2 separate regions of the Homo sapiens genome follow, and region 2 is linked to region 1. Evidence: chromatin loops called from intact Hi-C (ENCODE). Cell type or tissue: mammary epithelial cell. All regions are shown on one strand. Links, peaks and the distances in the headings refer to the core of each region. The heading gives the core; the rest is flanking DNA.

Evidence for each region. A loop is a pair of places that touch in the nucleus more often than their neighbours do. Peaks named below come from ENCODE experiments on the same cell type or tissue, not always from the same donor. Only the 100,000 strongest peaks of a DNase experiment are listed, where the experiment ranks them.
Region 2: a loop joins it to region 1, with 2.2 times the contacts of the local background. A loop is called at or near these places in 2 of 110 quality-filtered maps.

The regions. Positions count from the first base shown.
Region 1 is chr12:132,181,397-132,196,959 of GRCh38, reverse strand. It overlaps LINC02361 (long intergenic non-protein coding RNA 2361), which reads left to right and starts at 7,265. Exons shown (of 2, transcript NR_146452.1): 1 at 7,265-7,781; 2 at 9,259-10,225. It overlaps GALNT9 (polypeptide N-acetylgalactosaminyltransferase 9), which reads left to right. Exons shown (of 11, transcript NM_001122636.2): 11 at 1-588. RefSeq lists silencers at 6,745-6,804, 6,935-7,414. In mammary epithelial cell, for the core only: no CTCF peak of the experiment used is centred there; a DNase peak (open chromatin) is centred at 7,159; H3K4me3 peaks cover 1,196 bases.
Region 2 is chr12:132,268,004-132,283,566 of GRCh38, reverse strand. All of the region lies in intron 2 of GALNT9 (polypeptide N-acetylgalactosaminyltransferase 9), which reads left to right. It overlaps GALNT9-AS1 (GALNT9 antisense RNA 1), which reads right to left and starts at 8,176. Exons shown (of 4, transcript NR_024563.1): 1 at 7,731-8,176; 2 at 7,037-7,336; 3 at 5,661-6,310; 4 at 2,667-5,147. RefSeq lists enhancers at 4,652-5,302, 7,212-7,988, 8,798-9,690, 9,691-10,585. In mammary epithelial cell, for the core only: no CTCF peak of the experiment used is centred there; no DNase peak of the experiment used is centred there.

The sequences.
Region 1 (15,563 bases), core at 3,813-11,812:
CTGAGTGACCAGGGTGTCACCCACTGCATCTGGAGTACAGCTTCTCCTAGGACAGGCGGCTCTACCCGAGGGAGGGCGTCTGGGGACAGTGATGCCAACTCAAACACGTGCCTTCTCCACGGTATCTCCTGGCCAGGCTGCTGGGACAGCCGCCGCCTCTGCATGTACCACAGCCCCCCACGCCCCATAGGGAGGCCAAGCCCCGGACCATGCACCAGGCTGCACCCTGGTGTCTTCCACCCGCAGGCCTCCCATGCTCCAAGCAGCCTCCCCCAGCACTTGCGGCCGCTCAGCCCTCCAACCAAGACCTAAGTCACACATCATAATGCAGCTCCTTGTGGTCTGGTAAGAGGGGTGCTGGAGGACATGGACAGCGACAAACCTGAGGCCGTGTCTAGGAGGCTGGCACGACTGCTTCAGCAGAGACCAAATAAAGAGAGGATTAGGCAGCAGCACTGTGTGTGTCTTCCTGGGAGCCGAGCTGGGGGTTGGGGCCCGGTCCCACCTCTTTCCCAGGCACCTGGGCCCTGCCGCAGCCCAGCCCCTTGCCTGTTTTAATAAATACAGTTTTATTGGCGCCCAGCCACACCCAGTTGCTTACTATTGTCTGTGGCCACCGCTGCGGGGCTCTCGGCACAGAGTCAGGCCATGGCCGCGTGGCTCACAAAGCTGCAGACGCAGACTCTGGCCGATGAGGAAATCACTGGATGACGCCTGTGCTGGGATGTGGCCTGGCAGGTGGCCTCACGTGTGCAGACAGACCATGAACTCGATGCAGCCGGGAAAATGGAGGAGAGCACGTCCCCTGCAGCCACACATGCAGCTGGAGGCCGTCAGCCTGAGAACTCAACCCGAACAGAAAACCAAAACCACGTGTTCTCACTTATCCATGGGAGCTGAATGCTGCATGCACATGACGCAGAGAGGGAATAGCAGACGCCAGGGACTCCAGAGGGGCAGGTGGGAGGGGGAGGAGGACGAGGACGAGGGCTGGAAAACCACCTGTTGGGAGCTGCGTTCACTCCCTGGGTGATGGGATCGTTAGAAGCCAAAACCTCAGCATCAAGCTATATACCCACATAACAAACCCACACATGTACCCATGAATCTAAAATTTTTTTTTTAAAAGGCCAGGCACGGTGGTTCACGCCTATAATCCCAGCACTTTGGGAGGCTGAGGTGGGTGGATCATCTGAGGTCAGGAGATTGAGACCATCCTGGCTAAGGTGAAATCCCATCTCTACTAAAAATACAAAAATTAGCTGGGCATGGTGGCAGGCACCTGTAATCCCAGCTACTCAGCAGGCTGAGGCAGAATATAGCTTGAACCTGGGAGGTGGAGGTTGCAGTGAGCCGAGATCGAGCCACAGCACTCCAGCCTGGGCAACAGAGTGATACTCCATCTCAAAGAAAAAAAAAAAAAATGGGCAGGTGCCAAATTTGGCAAGTCCAGGCTCCGAGTCTCCAGGGAGTGAGGACGCTGACCCGTTGTCACCAGTCGGAGTTCAGCCTGCGGGGACACGTCACTGTCCGCTAGCCCTGGGCAGAGGCAATGGGGCTGGGAACACTTCACTTTCCGCTAGCCCTGGGCAGAGGCAATGGGGCTGGGAACACTTCACTTTCCGCTAGCCCTGGGCAGAGGCAATGGGGCTGTACTTCACTGCTCTTTCCAAAGCCCGCAGGGGCTCATGTTCCTCCCCCAGCACCCTGCCTGCTGGGGTGCCCACCCACCACACGGCCCCTCTGCTCAACGCCTTCCTCTGGGACTCCCCAGTCGTTGCTTCCTGTTCCTGTAAGAAGCCCTGAGGGGTCCCAGTTTCTCTGTTCTCAGCAGAGAATTCTCCCAACCCCAGCCCAAGCCTCAGCCCTCTGTCTAGTCCAGATCTTGCCAAAATTCTAAGATCATGGAGGCAAAACACGGGCAGTGAGTGAGGCCCCAAAAGTGAGTGGCTTGCCAGGGACCCCCCCCACCCCCAGCCAGACTCACAGGAGTCCAGAAGTTTCCCAGGTGAAGTTAGGAGTCCAGAAGTTTCCCAGGTGAAGGATGTGCAACGTCCCTTATCTTGCAACGTGCAGTGCCTGTAGTTTAGACCAAGAGGATGGCAGGTGCAAACTCGGCTCGCTCACACACCAATTCATTAGGCAAATTGACAGGCAAGTCAAAGCTGGCTGGTTCATAGCCCACACAGGATCCCACAGAAAACCTGACACCTGGAAAATTACTCTCGAATCCTCAGTAGAACTCCCACCCTTCAGGGAGGTGAGTGTTCCCTCCCACTGAGGGAAGCCTATGGCTGCTCCGCCTCACCTGGCCCAGCCCCTCCTCCCTGGCACCAGGAGGAGTCCCGAGGGGAGCACCTGGGATGGCAGATCCCTGCAGGGCAGCGGAGGTGAGGTGCTGTCCACGCTGTCCGGACAGGAGACTCTTCAACAGGCATGACTTTGACTTGCCAAACACTCTGCTTCACCAAATACACCTCCAAGTGTCCTTATTTCCCTGACTATTCCCCTCTGTCCTTACCTGCCTAAGTGGCCACACGCCTCTTGAGAACTGCCCCTGTTCTGGAGAAAGTACCCACGAATCCTAGAGATCATGTAATCCAAAGAGCTCCCCACCCTTGCATGGGTGGGGCAGAGCTGGAGATGTCCCAACGTCCGCTGCTGCCTTTGCATCTGCTGCCACACGGTGTCGCTGTTGAAGATGGTCCCTGCACGGCTGCATGGCCAACACTCGGCCGTGGCCACCAGGATGTCCTTGCTGGCCTAGACTCTCACGCCTGCCTCAGAGGGGTGCCCCACATGGGAACCAACCATACTGTTTAAGTCACAGTGACATGCTGATGTAGATTGGATGTTTGTCCCCTCCAAATTTCAGGTAGAAATTTAACCAACATGGAGGTGGTGCCTGCTGGGACGTGTTTGGGTCACGGGTGGATCCCTCATGAACAGTCCAGCACTGTCCTCATGGTAACTAACATCCACTCTAGTAGTTCCTGAGGGAGCTGGTTGTTAGAAGGGTCCTGGCACTGCCCTCCCTGCTCCCTCCCTCACCACGTCCCCTCTGCTCTGAGAAGAAGCTCCCTGAGGCCTTCCCGGAAGCAGATGTTGGTGCCAGGCTTCCTGTAGAGCCTGCAGGCCCGTGAGCCACTTACACCCCTTTTCTTCACGAATTACCCTGTCTCAGATGTTCCTTTATATGAATAGCAAAATGCCAAACGGATGGAGACATGCATTTGCCCTGACCCCAGCACAGTCCCTGGGCTCAGGAAAACGTGCAGTGCAGTCCGTGGGCTGTGCCATCTGTAGGCTGTGCCGTCCGTGGGCTGTGCTGAAGCCACCGTGATCCCCTAAACCCTTTGACACATGTGGATACGTCCCTTCCTGTAAGGCACAATCACTCCTCCTCATGGACTTCTGTGTCCTGTTTTGTAACCATAGGTCCTTGGTTGGGGCCACCCCAATTGTATCAGGTGGGATCCAACCAGTCAAACAAAAGGGATTTAATATGGAGGACCGATTGCCCAAGTGAGGGAAGAGCTGAGGCTTTGACCAGGCTCACAACTGCCGAAACCGCCTACCAACACCCACAGGCTGGAAGGGCTGGGAGCTGGGGTTCCGGCAGTCGGTGGGGGGCCTACAGCAGGCAACTCCAAGCTTGGAGACTGCGTGTTGGTCGCCTGGAACGGTCCGTGGTGGAGAGACAGACAGAGATACAGACACTATGATTGGCAATGCTACACGCCACGGCTGCGCTTCCAACAGCCTATTGTCAGACACTGGCCAGCACACCCCCAACTTGCTCTCCCAAAACCCCCAGACGCAGAGCACCTCCCCAGTCCGACGGACGCGACCGAGACACGCAGAGAACCTCCCCAGTCCGACGGACGCGACCGAGACACGCAGAGCACCTCCCCAGTCCGACGGACGCGACCGAGACACGCAGAGCACCTCCCCAGTCCGACGGACGCGACCGAGACACGCAGAGCACCTCCCCAGTCCGACGGACGCGACCGAGACGCAGAGCACGCCCCCAGTCCAACAGATGTGACTAAGACAGGACGCACAAGAGATTCCTTTCAGAGCAAAGGTCTACAGAAACGCCAGCTCCTGTCCCAGGTACTCGGGAAAACTGCTGCCAACCATTCTCTTCTCCTTAGAGGAGGAGGAGGAGGGAGGACAGAGGAGGATGAGGGAGGACACAGGAGGAGGATGAGGGAGGACACAGGAGGAGGACGAGGGAGGACACAGGAGGAGGACGAGGGAGGGAGGAAGATGTTTATATACGGCTGAAATTTTAATCCCATTTAATTCTTCAAATACCTTAAGTAGTACTGAGCACTCCTGTGCCCACTTAAGGAGAAACAGAGGCTCGGAGGAGTAAAATGACTCCATACAAGACACACGCATCACAGAGGCCGACCCAGGGGGTCCCACCCAGATCCATGTGACCCCAAACCTGCGACCTTCAACCCTGCCTGGCTGCCCAGTATTTTTTTCTTTTTAAACAGTCATGTTTTAAATGGCAAGGATACAAGCAAATAGAATTTAATAAAACTTAATAGCAGGCCTGCTTCTCCCATTGATTCAATTAAAATCTGGCTCTGCAGCAGATTCAGAAAAATCCACGTCATCTGTTTGACATGGTTCATTGGCACCTGACGACCGGGGCTCGGAGCGGCCGGTACAGGAGCAGGCACTCCCCCAGCCCGACGACAGGGGCTCGGAGCAGCCAGTACGGGTGCAGGCACTCCCCCAGCCCGATGACCGGGGCTCGGAGCGGCCGGTGCGGGAGCAGGCGCTCCTGGTGGAAGCAGTGAACAAATACACACGTCATTCTTCTCCTTTCTCTGCTCTTGATAGAGATCCTGGGCATCCGAATTTAATTTTGCCTCTAATAAAAATGCCCATTGCCTGATGAGTCTCATTTATGGCTCAGACCGACTTCAAGAGTGGGTCCTACAGGAAGCAGCATGCGGGGGGGGCCTGTCCCCAGGAGCGGGGCAGCCTCGAAGGGCCCCAGCAGGGGTGCAGGCCGGGCTGGTGTTGACCAGGGGCCCAACCACACAGAGCGTGGGGGTCTCCCAAACACTCCCTCGTCATCACAGGCAAGTTTAGCTCTGGTCGAAGCAAGGGGAAGGTGAAGGGCAGACTCCAGGGCGGGGGCCCCCTCTGAGAGGGCTGCAGGGACAGCTCTGGGGTCTGCAGAGAGGGGCAGCAGCAGACACACCTGGGCGCCCTCTCCTCACTGGGCAGCTTTGGGGAAATTACTTTCTCCTTCTGAACTGCATTTAATTCAAACAAGAAATAATACAGGCTCCAAAGCTTTGCTTTGAAGATTAGGAAAAAAGCACATCATAACTGTTATATTCCTGGGTGGTTTTGATTTTTTTATTTGCTTCTTGTATTTCCTAAATTTTCTGCAAAGAAACTTGTCTGCAACGAAGGATAATTGGCTCTTTTGTTTATTAATATTCATTTGACACCCACTGCACAGCGGGCGCTCTCCCTCACAGCAGCGGCCCATTCCCGAGCGCGTGCAGTGCCTAGCTTCCGGCCCGAGACACAAGGAGGGCTTCTAGAGGGATCACCGTCCACGCTGACACTGCTGTCCGGTGACCAGTCCCCGTGCTGGAGCTCACTGGCTGGTGACCAGTCCCCGTGCTGGAGCTCACTGGCCGGCCCGCAGGCCGCCTCTCACACCATGTCCTCCCCACCTGCCAGGCACCGGCTCACCAGCCTGCCGGGCCTGTGAATGCCCCAGTCCCAATCACGAGGCCCTCCCATGTTTGTGCCCAGCGCTGCTGTAACACAGGACCACAGCAGGTGGCTTCAGATGGCAGAATTGATTCCCTCACAGTCCCAGAGTCCAAGGCCCAGGTGCCAGCCCGGCTTCCTCCGAGGGCTCCGGGGCTCCTCCCACCTCCTCCCTCGCTGGGCCTGACCCGTCTCTGCTGCCGGTGGCCTGTTCCTCACCCCACCCCCATGTGTCTCCTCCACGCCTGCACCCTCTCGTCACCTTGCAGGGACAGCAGCCTCGGATTCAGGGCCCACCCTGCTCCAGGGTGGCCTCATCTTAATGTTCCATCAGCTAAGGCCTTCTCTTTAAATAGGTCTCATTCGGGGGTTCTGGGTGGACGTGAATTTTGGAAAGACAGCCCATGACCTTCTCCTATTGCCCAAATAGGCCCAGAAACTTCCCCGAGTCCTCCGAGGTGCAGAGCTGTGCTGAGGTCTGTGGGGAGAAGAGAAAGGCTGACCTGCCCCGCTGGACACGTGCTATCCCCGAGCCCCTCAGTCCATCGTCAGAACGGCCCCTCGACATGTGCGTGGCCAACGAGCACACGGAAAGGCACGACGCCAGCAGGCACCGGGGGCTGCAGAGGAAAGCCACGGCGGCCGGACTGGCTGAAGCACCCACGGGCAGCACGGGCGAGCCTCGGAGCGCCCCAAAGGCCCACCCGCTGCTGGCGGGGTCACGAAAGGCCACGGGCACTTGGAGCCACCATGGGTCACCACCTCCCTATAACCAAAGGTAACTCACAGCACCCCGGCCCGGCAATCTCACACCTGGATTCACCCAAGGGGCATGAAGACACGTCCCCAAAGACTTACAGTAAAATACTCACACCGGCCTTATTCACAATAGTCCAGAGCCGCAAGCAGCCCGGTGCGTGAGCCCTCAAGTCAGGGGCAGCCTCGGCGGGGCCTGTGCCTGAACCGGCCCTTGGCGGAGAGGAGGAGCGGCCGCGCGGCGGGAGAGGGGCCGGGCAAAGCGCACATCCGCCCCTGGAACCCGCACAGCCGGTCACCGCGCGCCCGGCGGGGTCGGAGCCGAGGCTGCCTGTGACCCCGGGAGCTGGGCGGAGGGCACAGGATCCGTCCGGATTTTCTGTGCAACGTCCTGGGAATCTAAAACTGCGTCAAAGTAAAAAGGTCTTTTGGTTTTGTTGTTGTTTATTCTACTTTAATTTCTGGGGCACATGCGCACAACGTGCAGGTTGGTTACAGACGCCCAGCGGCTTCGGAGGTGCCGTGCAGAAAGCGGCTGCCCGAGGCCGGGGGAGGCGCCGGGGAGGGCGGGGAGACGCCGCGGGAACATTCGTCACACCCCGCGGACCTGCCCCCGAGACGGGCGCCGCCTGGGACCCGCGCGCAGTGACTTAAAAGGGCGAAGGGCCGCCCCAGGCCCCGCCCTCGACTCCTCCGTCGCTGCGTCTCCTCCGTGCTCCGTCCCCGGAAAGACGGGCCCCGCCCCGACTCCCTCGGCGAAGAGGCCCCCGCGGCCGGCCGAGCTCCGTGGACTCCGCAGGAGCGGCCCCGCCCCTCACACTACGCCGGGCGGTTCCCTCCGAGCCCCGCCGGGACAGCGTCGACGCTGCACACACCCCAGAGAAGCCAGAGGACGGCGCCTGCACCGGACACAGCGCAACACCGGCACAGCACAGCGTCCACACCACAAGTGAGCCTAGGCAGCTGTGTCTACACTGCAGACGCCGGCCTGAGCGCACGCGTCTTCATGCAGGCTCAGCAGAGGGGGAAGAACACCTCCCCGAGGGTGGAAGAGCTGTGGCCAGCAGACAGATGGACGGACAGACGGACACAGGCGAACAGGCAGCGCAGGGGTGAGCCGAGCCGGTCAAATGGGCCAGGACCCGGCTCCGTGTGCCCTTCACAGTCAGGATGACAGAACCCCGTGGAATATGAAAAATGCCGGGAGACAGACCCCGGAGGCACAGCCCCTCACCGGGCAGGGAGGCCGCCAGAGGGAAGCGCAGCTCCAGGTGCGCGCCCCCCCACGCCCACCCCATCCCCCGCTGGGCAGGGAGGGACCCCACCTGCGCCCTCAGGCGGTGCTCAAGATGGGGATAGGGTGAGCTGCAGAACCGATTTCATCTCTGGAGTGAAATGGAATGATGGGTTTGTGTGAAATCAGGACAGAGCTGGGGAGGTGGCGGAGCCGGGACGGGAAGAGGGCAGAGCAGTGGGCTCATTCCCCGGAACCAGCATCTCCTGGCCCGGTTTAGCCACTGAGGGAAGCTTCTCTGTGTATTGAGCCTGGCTGCCCAGAGAGCAGCCCCACCCTCCCTCCTGCTCCTGCTCCTCTCCCTCCCCCAACTTCTCGTCCCCTCTTCCTCACCCCTGCCCCCACCTCCAGCCTGACTCTAACGCTGCACTGGCCTTTAGTGTCTCAGAACACAGAGCAGTTGCTGGGCAGAATCCCCCGTGCCACGATGCGTCCACGCACAACACGGGAACTAAACCACCCGAAACGCAGCAGGTTAAAGCAGCGCTGGGCTCCTGGTCCTCACAATTCTCTGGGTCCATGGGGGCTCCCTGGGCTGGCTCATGGGCCGCCATGGTCACCAGCAGGGCTGGCCAGGCCGGGCAGCAGACGGCTCCTGGCAGCTGGCGGGTGGGGCTGGCCGTCGCTGCGGCCTGGGCTGTCCTCCGCACGGCCTCCTGCCTCAGTTTTCTGTTTCTGATGAGCCCCGTATCTAGCGGTTCAGAGCAACGCCAGTTCATCCCCTGGCAGCTTCCATGGCCAGGACTCAGCCACGGTGTGGGTGGATTTGCCACTCAGGGCTCACAGCCTGGAGTCCAGGTGCCAGCAGGGCAGGTGCCGTTCTGCAGGCTCTGGGGAAGAACCCGCCTGCAGGCTCGCGGGGGGGCCTGGCAGCTCTGGGGGCCTGCAGCGGCAGGGCTGAGGTCCCGGCCTCCTTGCAGGTTGTCAGCCGGGTCCCCTCTCGGCTCCTGAAGGCTGCCGGCATCTTCCTCTCAAGGGCCCTTCCCATCTTCCAACCGGAAACAGCATGGCCAGTTCTCCTGGCTCTGAGGGGCTAGTGAGCAGGCGAGGCCACCCCGATGACCCCCCTTTTGAGTTTAACTGAGGACGGCGCACGTCCTCACGTTCCAGGGCTCCTGTGGAGAAATTCCGCACACCACCCTCACCTTCCTGTAGGTCAGGCCGGTTCCTTCTGCGGTGGGCGTGGGAGAGCCACAGCCCAGTGGAGAGGCGTTGCAAGGCCCCACACCCCTTCCACCATGTTCTACCAACCACGGCAAATCAAAGGCCACCGAGACCCAGGGCCTAGGGACACAGACCCATCCCGGGAGGGGAGGTGCCGCCCAGTCACAGTCCCACCAGTGCATGGACACAGGGAGAATTGCCCGGGCCCCGGGTTTGGTGAATCCGGCAGCCCGCCCTCTGCCCCAGCGAGTCCCTTCCCCTCTCATAAAACCGCATTCTCCCCTCCCTAGACCACCAGAGCCCCATCTGATTAAGGCATCGAGATCAAAGCTCAGCAGAGGGCGGCTCATGATGGGCAGCTCAAAAAAATAAACCCACCAATCAGAGTCCGTGTTCCTGTGACCGGTGGCGGGTTCGGATGCAGAGGAGGCTTCTCAGTGCGGTTCCTCCTCATCTCGGAACCTGCCACCCCACTCAAGCCCGACATAGGCCAGGACAGCCAGGACGGCCGCAGCGAGGGCAACACGAGGCCCGTCGACATCCTGAGGCCCCCGGGCCTGTCGCCGAGTCCCGGCTTGGGGAGTGTCCCCGGGCCACACTGGTCCTGCTCCCGGCTGTGTGGTCTCCCAGGCGCGTGGCTCCTCCCTCCGGGGCCCAGGCTCTGGTGTGAGCCACTTTTTCCATAGGAGACGCCCATACTTGCAGCTCACGCCTTTGTCTGGTGCCCTGGCCTCACACCTATAGGAATTGGGTACCTGGGGGCCTCTTCATCTTTACTTGTCTCAGCTTAGAGAAGCCCAGCTACACTTCCTCCATGCCTGGATTCATGCACGGCCCCACAGGGTGAGGCCTGGACACCCTCACGGGCACTGGGGCTCCACGGATGCAGAAGGCAGCCTGGCCCGGTAGCTCGGGGGTCTGAGATGGAGGTGGAGTAAGACAGAGTGACAAAGGCTGCGTCCTGGAGGCAGGCTCGGAGCCTCCCTGAGCTCAGAGAGCCCGCGTGCGCCAGGAAGCCACACCTGCAGGACCCGAGTCGGAACTCAGAGGCTGGTACAGCCGCGGTGCTTGTCCTGTAGATAAGAATGGCCTCCTCTGGCGGCCAAAGTTAATTAAACTGACAATCTTGATAAGTTGCACAGTTACCTGCTCGGGGACAAAGAAGATGGGAGCCTTGTTTGTGGTTTCTTCTTGTTCTTTCCTGTGCCCCACAGTCATTTTAAAATTAAATTAAATGGCTTATCTGCACTAACCCAAGTTGACCGGCTGGTATTTCCTGGGCGGCGAAGTGCTGGCTGCCCGGCCTGTGCCCTGCACACGCTCCCCATCAGAGCACAACGTCGCCGGGCCACGCTTACAGGGCTTTGAAGATGGATTTCAAAACTGGGATCATTTCCCCCTTAACGGGCATAGTTCAGTGAGATCTGATTTTTTCCCTTTCTAACCTCAGAACGTGGCCTTCCTGGGGGTGTCCGGTGGGTGGTCCCGATGTCCCCACAGAAATGAAAGCGGCCTCCTGGGCAGTGCTCACGCTTCTCTCTGTCTGGCTTTGGGGGCTGCAGGAAGCAAGAGGTCCTGTCTCAGCAGCAAAGTCGACGCCAGGGCTCAGCTGACCGCAGCCCTCCCTCCCTCCCTCCCACCGACTCCGACCGTGGCTCAGAGGGAGGTCAGGAGCCGCGAAGGGAACAGGGAAATTTTACTGGTTCTGACCCAGTGAAGACATGGGGACTTGCTACATATTCAAATGAAACAAAATAACACAGCAGCTCTTCAGATGTGTAAGAAAAGGAGGGAGGGAGGGAGGAAGGAAAGAAGAAAGAAAAAGAAAAGGAAGGAAGAAAGGGAGGGGCGGAGGGAGAGAGAAAAGAAAGGGAAAGAAAAGAGAGGAAGCAGAGGTTGCCACAAGACAGAGAGCCATTCCGGAAGAAAACAGCCCCAGGAATGGAAGAGCACTGCGCAGGCACCTCTCACTTCAGAAGATCGAAGCTGGCAAACTTGTAACAGAAGACCACGGGGTTTAGGTGACAAAACTGAAGAATGAGATGAAAACAACCGATCACAGCGTTGAATAAACGAAAGAACACCCAAAAAACACCAAGATGAAACGAGAAAACCCAGAGGAGCGGAAACCAGACTAAGCACAGCTGAAAACTGAGCTGCCGACGAGAAAAAATGCTTGTGGCGGGGGCGCCGATTCGAGATGGTTTTTAGTTTTTGACACCAGGTCTTGCTGTGTCACCCAGGCTGGAATGTAGGGCACGTTCTCAGCTCCCTGCACCCTTGACCTCCTGGGCTCAGGTGATCCTCCCGCCTCAGCCTCCCAGGTAGCTGGGACCACAGGTGCACGCCACCAAGCTGGGCTCATGTTTTTTTGGAGAGATTGGGTCTCACTGTGTTGCCTGGGCTGGTCTCAAACTCCTGGGCTTGACCAATCCACCTGCCTCAGCCTCCCAAAGTGCTAGGATTACAGGCATGAGCCACAACACCCGGCCAAAAATGTTTTAATACATAGGGTAAAGCAACAGAAAAAACGATAATGAATTATTTGGAATACACACAAAGATAAGTCCGCACAGGGAGAAGAGGTGCCTCTAAGAAGGAAAACCTCAAAAGTAAAACGGGAGAGCTGCTTAAAGCTATCACACAAGAAAATTCACCTGACATGAAAGAAGGATTAATCCGTACATTGAAATAGACTGTGTTTCAGGAAAAGATGACACAGAATTTTATATTGGCACATGATCCAGGTGGAATAAATACAGCCAGACCCTGACAAGAGGGAAGTCAGCCCCAGGCATCACGCCAATGCTTGATGTCAAAAGTCAATGGGTGCCAGGTATGGTGGCTCAAGCCTGTAATCCCAGCACTTTGGGAGGCTGAGGCAGGTGGATCACGAAGTCGGGAGATCAAGACCATCCTGGCTAACACGGTGAAACCCCGTCTCTACTAAAAATACAAAAAATTAGCCGGGCATGGTGGCCGATGCCTGTAGTCCCAGCTACTCGGGAGGCTGAGGCAGGAGAATGGCGTGAACCCGGGAGGCGGAGCTTGCAGTGAGCCGAGATCGCGCCACTGCGCTCCAGCCTGGGCAACAGAGCAAGACTCTGTTTAAAAAAAAAAAAAGTCAGTGGGATGGGTCTTCTGCTCCTGGGAAGATAGAGCAGAGGTATTTTTCTCTATTCATCTCACTAAGCATGGCATAAAACTCTATATGAGAAAACTTAGGACCCTGCAGGGTGGAGAGAAGCAGGCTGGCTAGGGACCTCAGGACCCAAAGGATGATGTGGTGGTGAAGGCCTTGGATTTTCTTCTTGCTTCATCGATCCCATGCTTGGACTTGAAGAAGCTGGTAATCCAGAAACAAGGATCAAAAAATAAAAATTAAAAAGCTCCAGCACTAGCCTAATCAATTCAATCATCAAAGCTCCCACCTCAAGAAACTATGAAAGAGGAGCAAAATCAACCCAATGCAAGCAGACAGAAGGAAAGAAAAAATGACAGAAGGAAAGAAAAAATGACAGAAATCATGGAAAGCAAAGCAGAGGAACAATACAGAAAGTCAAAGAGCTGGTTTCTTTAAACATATGTAAATGGGTGAACCTCTAGCAAAAATGACCAAAAAAAGACACAAATCACAAGTATCAGGAAGGAAGGAGACACACACCAACCCCATAGATATAAACATGAAAAGAACAAGGGCAGCTGGACACGGGGGCTCACGCCTGTGATCCCAGCACTCTGATATAAACGTGAAAAGAACAAGGGCAGCTGGGCACAGTGGCTCACGCCTATGATCCCAACACTCTGGGAGGATCACTTCAGTCCAGGAGTTTGAGACCAGCCTGGGCAACATAATGACACCCTTTTTGTACCAAAAAAAGTTTTAAAATTAGCCAGGTGGTACCTGCCTGTAGTCTCAGCTACTTTGGAGGCTGAGGTGGGAGGATCACGTAAGCCCAGGAGATTGAGGCTGCAGTGAGCTATGATTGCAGCACTGCACTCTAGCCTGGGTGACAGAGTGAGACCCTATTTAAAAAAAAAAAAAAAAAAGGAATAAGGAAATATTTGACAACCCAGTTGAAATAGACCAATTCCTAAGAAAACACAGCAGACCACAACCTACCCAGCATGAACCAGACAGTGTGACTACCCCGTAACTATGAAGGAAATGTAATATATAATTATAAAACTCCTAATAAAGGAATCTCCAAGCCCAGATTGTTTGGCAAATTTTACCACACATTTAAATAAACATTTACCCCAATTCTATGCAGCTCTTCCAGCAAATAGAAAAGTAGAGAACATTTTCTAGTTCATTTTATGGATTAACAGTACCCAGATACCAAAACTAGATAAAAATCGTACCAAAAAAGAAAATCAGACCAATATCTCTTATGAATATAGATGGAAAAATCCTTAACAAAATGTTAGCAAATTCTGCAATATATGAAAAGAATCATATGCCACGTACAAGAGAAGGTTAACCCGGGGACACAAGTCTGGTTCAATTATTTTTAAATCTGTCAATATAATCCACAATTCTAACAGGCTTAAGAAAAAAAATCACACAATCTCACAGAAAAAAAGCGTGATAAAATTCAACATGGATTCATGACCAAAACTCTCAGAAGGAACAGAGAGGAGCTCTGTTCCCCCAGCTCAGTAAGGAGCATTGACAAAAATACCCACAGCTGGTATCTTACTCAACAGTGAGAGAAGACCGCTTTCCCCAATAGAGGAGCACAGCCAGGGTGAGTGTGTCACCATGCTCTCTCAGCCCAGCACTGGAGCTCTCATCACCGGTGCCATCATGCCAGGAAAGAAAAGAAAAGGCGTCTGGCTGGAAAGGAGAAAGTGGCACCATCTGACACTCATGCTCAGCCCCCACACTGGCTCGGTGAGGAGCTCCAACCAAGAATATTCTGACCAGAATGACTCTTGGGACACTCGTGGGATGGGAAAGACTCCCAGAGGCTGGAAGTTGTGGTGACAAGAGCTTGAAGCCACCAGGGGCTACCGCACAGGCCCGAACATGGAGCCAAACCAGAGAAAGCAGAGGTGGCCATTTGAGCCCTGGATCAAGCCACACCTGAAGGCAGTTACCAATAGGAGTCAACACACTCCCGATTGCCTGAATCAGTTTTGGTTTGTTTTTCTGTCACTAGCAACCCAATGACTCCTAAGTAACATAAAGGGGGATGGTTTCGTGTTTGGAGGAAGAGCGAGGCCTGGGGGGACATTTTCTGTTGTTGTTAGGATGGGAGGTTTGGACTGTTTGCCAGCTGAAAGGGAGCAGTGCCTGGGAGAGGCAGATCCAAGAGGCTGGGCTCTCAGGGAACCCAGAGAGAGGAGAAACAGCCACAGAGAGTGAGAGAAGGAGAGGAACACCAGGGGGACACAGGGACGTCCGGCCCCACTCCTGTTCATCTGAGGACAGACACACAGTTCCACGCACCATTCACCCGAGGACAGCCACGCGGCCCCACGCACCGTTCACCCGAGGACAGATACGCGACTCCACACATTCATTCCCCAGGCACTTATCGAGGGCATACTGTGCACCCGCGCCGCCCTTAGCTCCTTCCCCAGAATTTCCCATCGTGAGCCCCTCTCCCACCAACACCCTGGGCCATTGCCATCTTCTCCAGGAATACTCAACTGTGGAGAGCAGAGAAACCGACTTCCCACCCGCATGGACCCTGCGGAACCTGTGCACCTGGGAGTGCTCAGAGTCAAGGCTTTCCCCCTCCTGCCGCCCAGGGGCAGATGGTCAGTGGCCACGGCTGCCTCCACCAGCACACGTTCAACCATGCCACACATGCCACACACGCCACACACGCAACACACACATACACAATACACCACCCATGAAACACATCACACACGCCACGCAGCCACACGAGGCTCACACACCACACACTCTCCAGCCCTCCTGCCCACCCAGGGGCGCCACAACTGCGGTGCTGTCCCGGCCACACCTGGGCGGGTGGGAAGGTCAAGGTCAGCCCCGGGGCCCCCAGGCCTGGAGGGTGCAGGGAGAGGAGGAGCGGAGGTGCAGGCACCGTGGCCGGGCAGTCGGAGGCGCCCCATCACTCGGGGGGGGGGGGGGGGGAGACAGACTTCACCAGCGGCAGGAAGACAGCGTGGCGGGCACACGAGGTGGAAACAGTGAAGGGACACACCTGTGCTGGTGGCCTCACCCCTCACCCCCTCCAGTCATCGCCAGCCAAGGCGGCCGCTATGCAGGGGCTTGGAAGGACGTGGACCCCAGCACCCAGCGCTCACCGCCCGCCTCCACCACACCCTCCAGCAGCTGAGGCTGACGGCTGATGCCAGCATGTGAGAGCATGTGCTGTCTGCTGGGTGTGTGCGCGCTGGGCTGTGCAGGGTGCGAGTGAACGTGTGCTGGGTGGGTACATGTGCTGGGTGTGTGTACTGAGTGTGAGTTGTGCTGGGTGTGTGTACTATGTGTGCGTGCTGGGTGTGTGTACCGAGTGTGTGTGTGTGTGCTGTGTGAGTTGTGTTGGGTGTGTGTACTGAGTGTGTGTGTGGTTTGAGTTGTGTTGGGTGTGTGTACTGTGCGTGTGTGTGCTGT
Region 2 (15,563 bases), core at 4,427-12,426, 86 kb before region 1:
CCACCATTGCACAGACCAGCTGGGGCTGCCAAGGCCAGGTGAGCAGGGCTGTCCTCTCCGGCAGGAGGTTCCGGGGCAAGGAGGGGCCGGATGTGGGCGCTCAGGGTGTGGAGGAGCCAGCTGCCAAGTTAACCCTTTCCTGCTCACAGCAACAGTGGAAACATCAGAGCCATCTGACAGAGGAAGGTCTCCAAGTACCCCGCCCCGTCCCCATCATTCCTCCCGTCACCTGGGAGGCTTCCAGCCGTGAGGAAGGCGCGACCCGGGCCCTGCTCTCCCGGCCTGCCTGTTTTATCTCCTAGCTCTTGCTGTAAGGGAGGAAGGCTGCGTCCGGCACTGGTTTTCGAATCCCTGCAGGCCCTCGGTCCCCTGTGGAGTCCTCTGGAGGATCCCAGCACCGCTGTGCGTGACCTTGGTCTTGTTGGCCGGCGGGGGCCCTGTGCGTTGTGGGGTCCAGTCGTGGGGGCCGGGTCGTCTCTGAGTCAGGACTGAACCCGAGCTGGGGGTGAAGCCCTGTGTGACCCTCTGCGTCCCCCCGAGGTTCGTTTTCCAGAGGCCTGGGAGTCTGGACCCGGCTGCTGAGCCAGTGCAGGGTGGGGCGAGGGTCTCTCGGGTCCCATCCTCGCCCCATATCAAGGGGTGGCTTTTCTAGCACAGACGTGGGCCTGCGTGTCACAGACGGTCGTCATTTGCCTCCTGAGGTCCTGTCCCGGCTCCAGATGGAAGTCCACACCCCCCGCTCTGATCCATTTCAGCCCAGCTGCAGATCCCGCCGCCCAGGTCTAAACCAGTCAGAGCGTGAAGGTCACCCCAGACCTAGGGGTTGGCTCAGGGCTGGTCAGGTGGTTTAAGCCAGTCCAGTCAGAGTGAATTCTGGAATTACCAGCGGGCCATCGAGAAAAAAACAGGCAGCCTTTTCCCACAAGATGAAACCAAGGCTGGGAGCTGGGGGAGCTGCAGCAACCTTATCATCAAGAGGGGAGAGCTTGGAGCTTCCAGGGTCCCTCACGAAACCCAAGAAGGGGCCAGTGTCTGAACACCTAGATCCAGCTGTTCCCAAAACAGACCCACTTGACTTTGCAATAAATTACCACATGCGTGCACACACACATGCACACGCACACACACGCATGCACGCACACACGCACACACACGCACACACGCGCACACACGTATTTTTAGTTTTTTCTTTAAGCACATCTGAATTGGGTTTTCTGTTCTTAGAGCTGCAGGGGTCCCATTGGATTCCCCCTCTGTGGGATGTGGGACCCCAGGCCTGGCCTTGCTGTAGTGGAGCTGATTCCCCCTCTGTGGGATGTGGGACCCCAGGCCTGGCCTTGCTGCAGTGGAGCTGATTCCTCTTCTGTGGGATCAGGGACCCCCAGGCCTGGGCTTGCTGTAGTGGAGCTGATTCCTCCTCTGTGGGATCGGGGACCCCCAGGCCTGGCCTTGCTGTAGTGGAGCTGATTCCTCCTCTGTGGGATCAGGGACCCCCAGGCCTGGGCTTGCTGCAGTGGAGCTGATTCCTCCTCTGTGGGATCGGGGACCCCCAGGCCTGGCCTTGCTGCAGTGGAGCTGATTCCTCCTCTGTGGGATGTGGGACCCCAGGCCTGGGCTTGCTGTAGTGGAGCTGATTCCTCCTCTGTGGGATCGGGGACCCCCAGGCCTGGCCTTGCTGTAGTGGAGCTGATTCCTCCTCTGTGGGATGTGGGACCCCCAGGCCTGGGCTTGCTGTAGTGGAGCTGATTCCTCCTCTGTGGGATCGGGGACCCCCAGGCCTGGGCTTGCTGCACAGTGGGGGCTCTTGCTCTCCTTTTGAGGGTTCAGCATCCTGCTGCCTCCCCCCAGGTGTAGGTGGCCGCTGCTGTAGGAAACCTGTCTGCCAAGATAAAGTCTGGCAGAAGTGGCCAGTCCCAGCTTTGTTTTTACGTCACAGAGAACGACATCGGGATGAACCTTGACAGAGCCGGCATTTGCTCTATACCCTCACTGATAGAAACCCAGTTTATAGATACTCTGGTTTGAAGGCACACAGCTCTCTGCCTCCTGAATTAGAGAATGTGAATTTTATATAGATATTTACACATGTATTTATATCCCATTTCTTTCCCAAAAAAAGTGAGGAGGCTTTGACACCAGTGACACACACACTCCCACACCCAGCCCACCCCTGCACACGTGGCTGAGAAGCTCGAATGCGAAGGAGGCCTCCTGGCCCCTCGCCTGCCCCTCACGAGCCCTGCCCACAGTCTCTGAGGCTCCACGCCCAGCCTGGAGCTTCCCCGGTGCCTGCGGAATGTATCACAGGGAATTGTTCACGTGCAACAGCCCTCACAAGCGTACCACTTAGAACGCAGACCCCGGTGGACGCTGGGTCTTATCCATCTTCCCAGGAACCACTTTCCTAAAAGGAGCTTGGGTGGAGAGACCCTATCCCGGCGCGGCTCAGCGAGTGTGGCTGGGAAGCGTCTCCACAGTGCCTGGCCTTTCCCTGGGGCCACTGAAGAACCACTGGCTGCAGGCGGCTGGCTGCAGGGGGCTGGCTGCAGGGGCCTGGCTGCAGGGGGCTGGCTGCAGACCACGCATCGCTCCCTTAATCCCTGCAGCAAGGCTTAGAGGCAGAGCCTCTTATTGTCCCATTTTACATATGGGGAAACTGAGGCAGGAAAGGTTAAGTCTCTTTATTCAGATCCCACAGAGAGTAGGTGGCAGAGCGGGGACGTGGAGTCTAGAGATTTGGCAGAAAAAGAGTGGAAACCTCAGTCATTCTGAGGGACCAGACGGGGGTGCAGGCTGAAAGCTGAGCCTGGGAGGGGCTGGGGGGCCACCCTGAGGGGTCTCTTCCCCGGGGTCTTGTCTCCCTCTGGGGTGGGCTCTGTCCCACTCCTTCCTCTGCTGGCTCAGGAGTCTGGGGGCTCCGCCTCCTTTCCACAGCTGCCGCCTGCCAGCCTCCTCCCTACTCTGGGCTGGGGGCACGGCCTGCCTCTGTCTCCAGCCCTCCGGGGAGGACGTGGGGCCCCGTTCCCCTAACCGCTCTCAGAAGCTTCCACGCGGGCCCCTTCTGGACACTTTGCTTCACAGACACAGACAGGGCAGCGGCAGAACTTGCAGATCACAAGGTTCTGTTTTCACCCAGTCTCTGTGCTGCCAGGCCACAGGTCCTCAGGAATGCCTGTGAGGCACATCTGTCTCCAGGGCCTCCTGTGAGTGTCTCCTGTCCTTCAGGCATCTCCTCACCTTGGAGAAGAGACATTTGTGTCCCTCATCCTCCAAAACGAAACCCCTTACTGCTGGCCATCCTGATAGTTCAGTCAGTAAGACATAAAATCCAATTAGAAATGGCTCAACCCAAAAAGGGAATCTGTTGACTCAGGCAACTGAAAGGTGGGGCTTCAGGCATGGCTTGATCTAGGGGATAGTCCAGCCCCTGCCTGCTCTCAGGTTAGATGTACCTTGACTGTCAGGATCCTTGCAGGAAATTGATGGTGCCCTCACGTGGACACAGGCAGAATCCAGGAGACCTGGTGGACACTGGGCATCCAGGAAGTGAATTCAGGAGATTTGGCAGACACTGGGCATCCAGGAAGTGGATCCAGGAGACCTAGCAGACACTGGGCATTCAGGAAGTGAATCCAGGAGACCTGGAGGACACTGGGCATCCAGGCAGGGACCACAGTGAATCCAGGAGACCTGGCGGACACTGGGCATCCAGGAATTGGATCCAGGAGACCCAGTGGACACTGGGCATCCAGGCAGTGACCACGGTGAATCCAGGAGACCCGGCGGACACTGGGCATCCAGGAATTGGATCCAGGAAGTGACCGCACTGGGATGTTCTTCTCCCCACGGCCTGAAGGGACAGGGGTGAGAATCACAGGCGCCCAGCAAGAGCTGGAGCTGCAGAGAGAGGACAGGGGGTAGGGACAGTAACTCTGGAGAGAAGAAACCACTGCCAAGACTGTGGGGAGGGGACAGGGGATGCCCCTCACTCCTTCCACCCTCCAGACTCCGGGGCTGCCTCCCAGAACTGAACCCAACAGAAGCCGGAGGGTGCAGGAGCCTGGCAGGAAGCCCACAGCGGTCGCACAGGGGACAGCATGGGGCTGGGCAGAGCAGAGCCTGTGCTCGGGGAGGGGAGATCCCAGGGAGGAACCGGCCCAGCTCTGTCCTCACGCTCCAAGTCTGACAGCTGCAGCCAGCCGTCCCCACTGAGGACTTTGGACCGTCCCAGCAACCATGCAAGCAAAAGTCTCAGGCGACTTTCATTGGCCCATAGTGGGTCACGTGCTTATCTGGGACCCAGTCACAGCCAGCAGTCTGGGGAATGCCCTTCACTGATTGGTCAAGCCTTGTTAGGCCTTCCCTGTGGGAAATAAGAATAAATCCGCGTTGTAGGGAGCTGGGGAGCAGAGCAGCTGGGGAGCAGCCCCAGCAGAAACCTGGGTTACTGGGGAATGCAGAGCCCCCCGTCGGCCCCTGCCGTCCCACACGCGGCCCTCTCTAGCCCTCTGCAGTGACAGTCACCATGCCGTGGGGTCTGATGGTAGCCACTGGAGGCTGAGTCCTGTTGGGATGGGATGGGCTGGGCTGGGTGATGGGGCAGAAGCCTCCCCGGGGGCGGGCCAGCATCCACACCAGGGGGCAGCGACATTTTCTGTAATGTGTCAGGGCAGAGTTGGGACCTTCAGGGACACCGAATCGCACTCTAGAAGTGACTTCGGGCACTGAGCTTGCATGTCCCTGACCTCCTGTGGTCCTCAGCTGCAGGGCCGACAGCTCCAGGCTCCCGAGGCACGAGGAGGGGTCCCTGCCTGCCCGAGCCCAAGCGGCGTGTGCCGTGGGAACACCCTTTGGTGCTGGCAGCAGTCGGGTCTTCTGTCCCGCGATGGAAGAGCACGCAGGGAAGGGATGCTTAAGTGAGCCCTCCCGATTCCCCTAAACCAGCGGCTGGAGACACAACCAGACGGCGGGCCCCAGCCCCGGGGAGGGCCACTCAGCCTCCACTTCCTCTTGGCTCTCTCCACCGCCCTGAGTCACTGGCCCGCAGGTGTTGGGGACAGTGGGGTCCGGGTCTGGAATGGTTTCTCTGGCCGTGTCAGCACCGGCTCCCGGGGAGGCTGCCTGGCTCAGACCCTCCCGGGCGGGGGCTGTGGATGTAGAGATGACACCATCGGGTTAGGGGCCTCCTGTTCCAGCCTGCTGTGCTGTTTTTAAGTCCTCAAATAACTTGTATGTTTGATGCCTGATTATTTTATTTTTGGTATTTTTTTAAACTCAGAAGTCTGCATTATCCACACCTTGAGACATACCCAGAGAGTGCGACGTGGCGCCCACGCTGTGGTGGGAAGGAGGTTTAAACAGGGTCTTGCTGGAGCCCCTCCCTAGCGAAGCCCTGGACGGCTTTAACCCACTCCCAGCCCCCGGGGGCCTCGGGGAGCCCAGCAGCCTGGCCCCTGCCTACTGTCCCCGGGGCTTCCCCAGAGCCCGCAGGGGCCAGAGAGAGGGGTTAGAATGGGGAGGAGGAGTTTAGAAAAACCAGAGAGGGTGGGTGTGGGAGTGAGGGGGAGGGGGCCGGGGCGGGGGGAGGGCCTCAGAGCTGCTGGCCCTGGTCAGAGGGCCACTGACCGGGTGGCTTATAAACAACACGAGGAGTTTCTCACCATTCTCGAGGCCGGAAGTGCAAGATCAGGGTGCCGGTGGGGTGGGGCCTGGCGCAGGGTCTCTGCCAGGTCGTCAGCAGCTGTCCCCTCCTATCCTCATGGAGTGAAATGGGCGAGGGAGCTTGGGACTCCCATGAGTATGGCACGAATCCCATTTCCCAAGGTTCCCTTCCGGAACCTACGTGCCTTCAGGGCGGCTGTGTGAAGGTGAGTTGCTTCTGGCCCAGTGCTGCCAGCAGAGCCGGGGCCGCGGGGGGAGCCCCCAGCAGTCCTGGAGCTGCCAGGCTGTGAGGCAGCCCACACGCTTCACGCCGGGAGTCGACGTGGATGGGCCCTGGGGCAGCACGAAGAGAGGCGTCCTGCCAGTCCCAGCGCTCCAGCTGCAACCCAGAACCCCCCAGCAGGTCTGCCCCAGTGCCAACCCCAGCAACCGTGGCAGAAAGTCACACGACGGTCTGGTCGCTGCACGAAGCCACACGCTGGAGGCCGGCTATGCAACAAGGACAGGGACATGGGCGAGGAATGGCTCAGACTGGACGTGGCATCGCGGTGACACTTGGGCATGTGATGTTAGCAGGCGTCTGTGGGAGTCTTCCATCCCCTGCAAGCAGCCACGGAAGCTGCATCTTGTCCCACGTGGGTGGATGTGCCTGGCCATTGCAGGCCCCAGCAAGCGTCCATGGATGATTAAAGAAGTAAACAAAAGCAAGCTCAGCCCGGCCCACTTGAAACTCAGACTTGGATTCCCTGCATGGCTTTAACCCCTCAGAGGCCAACTATCCCGGCAGAAACTGCACTGCTGATTGGTTTGGTTTGACAGGGCTGGTCATCGGAAACACACATAGAATGTAGGAGAGTGTGTGTGTGTGTGTATGTGTGCATGCCTGTACATGCGCATGTATCTGCGTGTGTACATGTGTGCATGTATCTGTGTGTGTGAGATGTATGTACATGTGTGTGTGTGTCCACAGATGTGTGTGCATGTGTGGACATGTGTGCATGTGTGTGTGTGTTCTGGCACCAACAGGTGATTCCATCCACTTTCAAACCCAACTCCTCACCACTTTCTCCATTAGCTGCATTACTGATTTCTCTTTGTCAGACGGTAGATGCTTGTCTAATTAGGCAGTGGCTTTAATTATGCCACAAAGCACATAACATAGTCTTGATTATTAAGACTGGCCCATGGGATAATGAAAGGAAGACTGGCAAATCCAAATTAAGCAGAATCATAAAAATGAATGACCTTATCCGAGAAGCCGTCCTACATCCCAGCACAGTAACATGCCCCTGCTCTGTGTTTGCGGACTCCTCATGCATATTAATTGTTTAAGCCTGAGCAGCCTGGCTGTCAGCTCTAATAGATGCAGATTTACCGGATGGCACTTTGAGGAGCTGGGAGCAGGTACCTCAGCCCAGTCCAGATTCCTGATGAAGCTGCTCTGTCTAAAGCCTTCTGCGTCTCGGGTCTGGGATGGGAAGGGAGTAGACGTGGACGGTGAGGATGGGAGAAGCCAGGTACCATCGTGGAGATAGGCGGCGAGCCATGTGGCTTTTCTGCAGGAACAGCTACCAGGTTTCTTTCCTCATCAAGGTTGGGAGCTGCGGCCGGTTCCCCAGCTGACATCTTCCCGTTTCACACGTGCCCGGCTCTGTCCAGGCCTGGGGTCTGTGCCCTGGGAAGGAAATGTCTCAGGGGGAGTGGGACCCTTGGGTGAGCACCAGGGGAATGCACTCCCACTGGGTGGTCTTTGCCTTTGAAGCAGCTCTCCCGGCCTCTCCGGGCACAACTTTAAGCAAGCTTGTCCTTGGTTCATGGAAGCCAACCGGAAAGCTGAGGTTCCTGCCCTGTGGCTTCCTGCTGCAATGTGGATTCACTGGGACCTGCGGGGCAGAGCCGGCTCGATGCCAGGCAGCCCTGGACTCTCTAAGCAGAAAGAGCCTTCTCAGGCCTGGGATCCAGCTCCCCCTTCTCCCACTGTGCGGGTGGCCTGGGATCCAGCTCCCACACACACACCTGGGCACACACACATGCACACGCAGCATCTCACCCACAGACCCAGCACACACCTGGAGACAGATGGACCTCAGACGGACCCCGGCGGCCCAGCCGAGGCGCTCGTGTCACCCATGGCTCCTGTTCATAAGGCGAAGGGCACGCGCCGATCGCAGACGATCACTTCCACACAGACTTGCATTATGTGGGTTTCATTTGCACGAAATCCACCTGGGCTGGACCAGGACTCCTTCAACAGCAAGTGACAGAAAATCCATCTCAAATTGGCTTAAGCTAGAAAGAGAGGCAGTGGGGAGAGAGACAGAGAAGGAGGGAGGGAGGGAAGTGTCCCTGCAATGACAAAGCCTGAGGAAGCCCTGGCGTTGGCCAGGAGGATTCACGGCTCAGGCGATATCATCGGGCCAGCGTCTTGCCAGCTCTCCGTGCTCCTCTTGGTCTTGCTGGCTTAGCCTGAGCCTCCACTGTCTGCAAGAGGCTGCAGCCACTCCAGCCTCACGTCCTGTCTCCCGGAGCCCAGCCAACCTCTCCTGGCTCTGATTGGGCCGTGTGTCTCTCCCTGAGCCTATTGCCATGCTGATTGGCTCAGCCTGGTCCTGTGCCCTCCCCTTCATCCAGGGCTGGAACTCCACCCAGCTACTTAGGGAGTTCCTGCCGGGCTGAGCCCCATGTTTTATGGGAAGGAGGAGGGAAGCGGCTGAGCAGGGCAAGAGCGAAAGTCCACTGCCTGGCAAGGACAGCCTAGACACGGGGGAAAGAAGGGACATGGAGGGGCTGAGCCCTGTCACACGTCATGCCCTGCATGCCGGGCTGGACATGGAGAAGCTGAGCGTGCAGTCTGGAGCTGAGGCTGGGAAGCCCTGATACATGGCTTAGAAGTGAGTTGGTGACAACTGGACGGTTCCCCAGCAGGGGCAAGCACCAGAGTGATGGGAACAGCCCCTGCTGCCAGGAGCCCACGGGGGGAGTGTGCACGTGTGTGCGTGTGTGTGGTGTATCCTGTGTGCACGTGGTATGTTCATAGATGTGTAGTGTCTGTGCATGTGTGCGTGTGTGTGGGGTATGTTCTTGTGTGTGGCATATGTTCATGTGTGCGTGTGTGTGGTGTCTGCTTATGTGTGCATGTGTGTGTGGTGCTGTAGCTTCTAATTCAGCCCAAGCCACAACTTAGACTTTTAATGTTACGTTCAAACAAAACCATTTGGAGACTCACCCACAGCTCTGAGGCTTTGGACGACGCCCGCTCATCACCTGCCTTCCCCTCTGCTGAGTGCAATGAATTCAAGCTCCATAAAGGCCACACATGGAGCCCTGTGTGCGTCTACAGTTCTGGGTCCCGAGATGAGGCGGTGAAACAGCAAACCCACACCCAGAACCCCTGCCCCAGGAGCCCCAGCCAGCAGGAGAGCAGGGCAGGGGTGCAAAGAGCAAGCCGGGGGTGGGGGTGGGAGAGGCAGAGCAGCAGGCTGGAGGCCGGGGCTCTGGTGGGATTTTACGTTGAGCACGGGGTGAGCCTCTTGAAGGGTGAGGGCGTGTGTGGCCATCCAGGTGGGGGTGGGGAGCGCAAAGGCCCTGGGGCAGGAGCAGGCCTGGAGCGCAGGCCACAGAGCCAGGGGCCGGGCGCAGGTGAGTGAGCCAAAGGGAACCAAGAGGGGATGGTGGAGGGAGCGGCCTGGCTGAGCAACCCGGGGCTTTGACCTTCTCAGGGGCAATGGGAAGCCTGGAATTGCATGGGCTGGTGTGGAGGTCACCGTGACCTTGCCAGGCCTGGGGGTGCAGCCGCAGTGCCCAGGGAGGTGAGAAGGGGCTGGCCAGGCTGCCTGTTGTGAAGAGCGGAGAAGTATGAGAGAGATGTGGAGCAGGGCGTCTGGCTTTTCTCTGACCTGCGATGGGCTGGTGGGAGCAGGAGCGAGCTGGCCTCACTGTGAATGTGAAAATGCTGGTTGGAGCACACCACGGTGGGTACTTCCTTCAACGGCTAAATGCGCCGAAGGCCTCCAAGCTTGACAGGGTTGAATTTCCTCCAAGGCCCTGGGAGGGGCGCCCTGTGCTCCCTGGATGGGGCCGACATTCCTGGCCTGTCCCCAGCTGCGTCGCCTCTGCCCAGCCCTCAATCACTGCAGCTCTCAAGTGGTCCTGGGTGCCGTGATCTTGCTGAACTCTGATGCTTTCCAAATACCATAAACTTAGTTTATTTTCTGTCTGACAGAAACGGCGCCACTTAAGTCCTGCAAAGAACCCTCGGGTTCCACTCAGGCTGAGTTATTCGGGGGCCACTGCTGAACGGTTTGCATTTGTTTCCTCTGTGACATCGGAGTGGGGAGGACGCTGCCTCCAGCACAGGGCCAGGGGCCAGGGCTGCTCACACAGAGCTGCTGGAGCCTACAGGGTCCCGGCTGTGGGTCCTGGGCTGCCCGCCCCCAGGAAGGGCACCTTGCCACCATTGAAGTGGGGCGAGCTGATTCGGGCACAGCTGGAAACCAGGAGGCAGCCAGCAGCAGCGGCCCTGAGCAAGAACAGGAACCCCAGGCCGAGGCGGGCGCATCACACGAGACCAGCCTGGCCAACATGGTGAAACCCCGTCTCTACTGAAAATACAAAAATTAGCCGGGCATGGTGGCACCCACCTGTAATCTCAGCTACTCGGGAGGGTGAGGCAGGAGAATTGCTTGAACCCGGGAGGTGGCGGTTGCAGTGAGCCGAGATTGTGCCACTGCACTCCGGCCTGGGCAACAGAGTAGGACTCTGTCTCAAAAATAAAGAAGAAAGAAAGAAGGAGAGTCCGGAAGCCACTGCTGCCCCCACCAGCAGAGTGGAACTGTGATTTCATAGAACAGACACAGCCTGGCAGCGAGAATGACCACAGTGCTCACAGCCACTCAGGTGGAATCTCAGGAACTCAATGTCAGGAGGAGGAGTGGGGCCCTAAGGCCCGTGTGCGGGAGACAGTGGCCATGGCGTCGAGCTCAAAGGTGAGCCGGGTGTGGCTGGGGATGGGAAGGCGTGGCGCAGAGCCACGGGGAAGGCACACGAGGTCCAGAGACGGCAGCCTGCGAAGTGGAGGGAGGGTGGACGCCGGGGTGATCACCCACTTTCCTAGACTGAGCGTTGGGCACAGGCTTTGTATTGCTTCATTCATCGTCATATTTGATGTATGTTTGATAAATATCCCTTTAAAAATTAAAGACAGTTTGTTAATTGAGAAGGGTACTGTATTATGGGTAAAAGAAATTATTTTATGCTAACTAGTGCTGGGTGAAAAATGAGGTGTATGTGTTCCATTATTTCCAATTTAAACAGCAGTTTGTCTACAAAGGTTTGTGATGAGTGTCAGGTGTTAGGTGCACATTAATGGCATGAAGTAAGAGCATTCTCCTGCGGAAAACACAGAAAAGTCCAGAAAGAATGTGCAAGCAACCTGCCCAGGCACTTCCACAGCTGCTGGGTGTCACGGGAAGCCGGGAACTAATTTAAGCGCCCGGCAGTAGGGTGGTGGCGCTGTGATATTTTCTTCTGCACAAGTTTGCTGCAGGGGCATCGTGGAGGGCCTGTGTGGAGCCACCGTCAGAATGCCAAGGAGCACCTGCCCTGACCCTGTCCCGCCCCGCACCATTGCCCACTCTGTCCCGTTGAGGGGGTGCTTCCCTGGGTCGTTGTGAGACCTGGGCCAGGCCCACAGGGTTCTGCTCGCTCGTAACAGAAGCCTGGGTCCCGTGATGAGCAGGCGTGGCCCACAGAGGGGTCCCCGCCGTGCATCTGTCCCCACGGTGCGTCCCCCGACCGCTCTGGGGCTGCTCTGAGTTGGGGGAGCCGGGCGGGGCGTGACGGCATTCTCCTCTCTCCTGTCTCCTCCTCCCCCCGCCCTCGAGCGCAGCCTCTGGCCCTGGCAGTGGCTGGTGACTGGAGTTTGGTCAGTTGGCAAACGTGTCCCCAAGGGTCAGAGACACACACAGTTCACGTGTGGCCGCCCTGCTGAGAACACGTGTGGCCCCACATGGCTGCTGCCGCAGTAACACACACAGCACTGAAGGGCGCACGGGGGACGGGCCCTCCTGGCAGCCACGGCCTCCCACGCGTGGGAGCCTCCCTGCACGTTCTGTGCGGGGCTCTGCTCGCCTTGGGGCCCTGGCCGTCGCTGGCCCTGTTGACTTGGGACCTCGGCCAAGCCTGAACCTGAAACAGCCTTCGGCAGGGTCCATTTACAGACCCCATGCCGGAGCATCACGGCAAGGCACGAGGCCACAGCTGCCCCAACGCCGTTTGTGTCTAAAAAGCAGGGCACAGCGCCAGGCCAGTGTTTTGTGGGCAGACCTGGAGGGACACTTGTCACACCCACGTCGGCGTCACCTCGGGGGACAGGGGCGGGGCCTGAGGGTGGGCGTCGGAGGGAGGCTTGGTGGATCTGTCCTGGCTTCATTGTTTTAAAGAGGACAATCTCTTAATTTTATGGTGTGATAAAATTGGTTCAAAATGGGATAAAGAAACCTGGAAGAAACACACAAGAAGGCAGATGTACAGGTGTGCGGGTGGGAGCGGCGGAGGCAGAGTGACGGGTGGGAGCCGGGCGGGGCGTGGCAGCGTTCTCCTCTCTCCTGTCTCCTCCTCCCCCCACCCTCGAGCCCTGGCAGTGACGGGTGACTGGAGTTTCGTCGGCTGGCAAACGTGTCCCCAAGGCTCAGAGACACACACAGGCTGTTCACGTGTGACCGCCCTGCTGAGAACGTGTGGCCCCACATGGCCACTGCTGCCGCAGTAACACACACGGCACTGAAGGGCGCATGGGGGACTGGCACAGAGTGACGGGCGCAGCGTCTGTCATGGAGAAGCAGCGGACGGCGGCAGCTGAGGCACCTGCTCTCCCCTCTGCTTGATTTTTAAGGACTGTGCTGCTGTTGTCTCGTTCTCTCTGCCCCTGTCTCCTCCTTCCCTCCTTTCTCCCCCTCGCTGTCTCTCTGCTCCATCTCCTCCTTGCTCTCTCTGAATCTCTGCCTCCTGTCTCCTCTCCCACTCCCCTTCCTCCCTGTGTGTGGCAATGACTGACCGTCATCTGCCTCTTATCTTTTCTCCCGCTCTTCCTCCCTGATAGAATTCTGAAATGTATCTGGGCTCCAGCCAGAGTGAAGACCACATTTCCTGGCATCCCTTGCAGGGTGTCGTGGCTGTGGCTGTGGCCGTGGCCGTGTCCGTGGCTGTGGCTGTGGCCATGGCTGTGGCTGTGTGGTCGGGCTCTGGCCGGGAGATGACGGCCGACAGCTCCACCTGGGACCTCAGACACATCCAATCCATTTCTTCTTAAAGAAAGAATTGAAGTCAATTGAAGTCAAATTGAGTTCCTATTGATTACAGTCGTAGACTCAGAACCATTATGTACGCAAGAGCTAACGCGTGAAGCCAGCTGTTCTCAGGGGCTCCTGTCCCTGGGGTTTTATCTCCAGGTGGCACCTGGCAGGGCACAGAGGTGGCATCACCTGCTGGGTACTCCAGGCCCCAGCTCTCTGGTTTGCCCCTGGGCAGGGCTCTGTGAAGCCTGCAGGATTCTGTGCCGGCCTTTGCCTTCTGGAGGAGGTTCCTGGTGATCGTATTTCAGGGAGACACGGGGCTATTTCAGGGAGACACGGGGCCTCTGTGACAACTTCTGTTTCTCACACCCAGGATCAGAGGTGCTCACTGTTGCCAAGCTCAGTGGTTATTGATTCCATAGTTTACAACTGTCTTGGCCACAGTCAATGGACTGTTTTACAAAAGATGTCTGTTCAGCACTATATCCTATAATAGGTGTGACCCTGTTTCATTTCTCGGCCCTAAATGGGACTTGTTCTTGTTGGAATAACTAAACAAGAGCAGTCTCAGGAGCAGTTTTCTTTGAAGAGTTTCTTCCAGAGCGTGGCTCCTGAGACAGAGCTGGAGACCGAAGTCACCTGGGGGTGCCCTCAGTGAGAGGGTCCGTCTGTGCTGTTCAGGCCTCAAAGCTGTTTGTAGAACAGGCTGGGCCTAAGTTATCTGGGAAACTGGCTGATCCCGTGCGCCCATCTCCCTCGCCTGTGTGTGCTGCAGGCAAAGGCCAGGCCTGCATAGCTGGTTAGACACGGGAAAGTGAGCGGCCAGGACAGGGTCCCAGCAGGCGCCACGTGCCACCCCACCGGGATCCGGCCCCACGCGTCTGAGACCTGCCCCAGGTACGCGTTCCCAGCGGCGTCTATTTCACGATTCCGCCCTCGGCCCCGAATCCATGGAGCCAAATTCCTGCTTTCTTCACGGTCACTTCTGGTATTTGAGCTGAAACCATGTCTGACCATGGGCCCAGCTTCCTATGCCCCACCCTCCTGCTCGGAGCAGCACCTGCCCCAGGAAAAGGCCACCCCGCCCTGGGCTCGGGACCGGCACGGGCTCCTCCCTGACGCCCCTCCACCTTCTCTTGCTTTTTCCAGCAGCACCAGACGCAAATGGGACTCCGTGGCTCCCGCCCGGAGGACGCTGCTGACCTCCTGCCCCTTCCTCTGCTCCGCCTGGCGGTCCCGCTCCTCGGAAAAGCTCGCAGCCACTGGCTCTGCTTGCTCTTCTCCCGCGGGGGGCATGGGACCCGCCACGCGTGGAAATCACACTCGACGAGTCCTCCCATCACCAAGCCCAGAGCAAATTCTCGGCCAGCATCTTCCTTGGCCGCAGTCGGGCAGGTGACGCTGCCTCCCGACGCCTCCCCCTGCCTCAGCGCTGAGGCCGCCCTGGGTCCTCCCTGGCTGCACAGCCCACCCTCTGTGCCTTTGCGGAGCTCCGAGGTTGGGGTTCCAGGGCTCAGGCCTTGGCCTCCTCCCTCTGTGTCTTTCAGTCCTGTCTAATGGAGGCAAACAGTCCTGGATGTCTAGCTCTAGCCCTGGCTTGAACTCCAGGCTCAGATATCCACACGTTTTATGTTTCAACAAATGGCCAGATTGTTTTCCAAGCAGCTGCGCCACCTCCCGTCCCCACCCGCCACACGTGGGCGTTCCGGCCCCTCCGCGACCCTCACCGGCGCCGCTTTTGTACGTCGGCTGCACGTCAGCCTTTCCGGTAGCCAGACAGCGGCCCCCGTGTGGCTCCGAGTGGCAGCTCCCTGATGGCCGCCGAGGGGGGCACCTGCGCACGTGCTTGATGGCTGCTTGGGCGTCTTCGGTGGTGACGTGTCTGTTCTGGTCTTTTCCCCAGTTTTCATTGGACATTTTGTTTTCTTACTTTTGTCTTACTTCTGGATACAAGTCCTTTATCAGATGCGTGCTTTGAAAGTATTTTCTCCAGTCGGCTGTGGCTTGGCTTTCTACACCTGAGTGTCTTTCAAAGAACAGATGGTTTTTTATTTTGATAAAGTCCAATTTATCCATTTTGTTTTGTTTTGGATCATGCTTTTGTTGCCATAGTGAAGAAATCTTTGCTTAAGCCAAGGTCACAAAGACTTTCTCCTCTATTCCCTTCCAGGGACTTGATGGTTTTAGGGTTTACATTTAGGTCAATGATCCGTTCTGGGTTAATTTTTGTATGTGGTGGAAGGTACAGATCAAAATTCATTTATCCAGAATAAGAAGTGTTTGTTGCTTGCCAAGGTGTGTGTGTGAGAGCATACGTGTGTGTTTCAGTGTGTGCGTGCGTGTGTAGGGGTGGGTGTCCATGTGTGAGTGTATGTGTGGGTATGAGTGTGTGTGAATGTGTGTATGGGTGTGAGTGCATGTGTGTGAGTACATGTATGGGTTTGAGAGTGTGCTTGTGTGAGATTGCGTGTGTGTGAGCGTGAGTGTGTGTGTGGGTTTGTGTGTGTGAGTGCGCGTGTGGGTTTGTGTGCATGTGACTGCGTGAGTGCGTGTGACCACATGTGGGTTTGTGTGCATGTGTGTTCATGTGTGTTCGTGTGTATCTGCCTG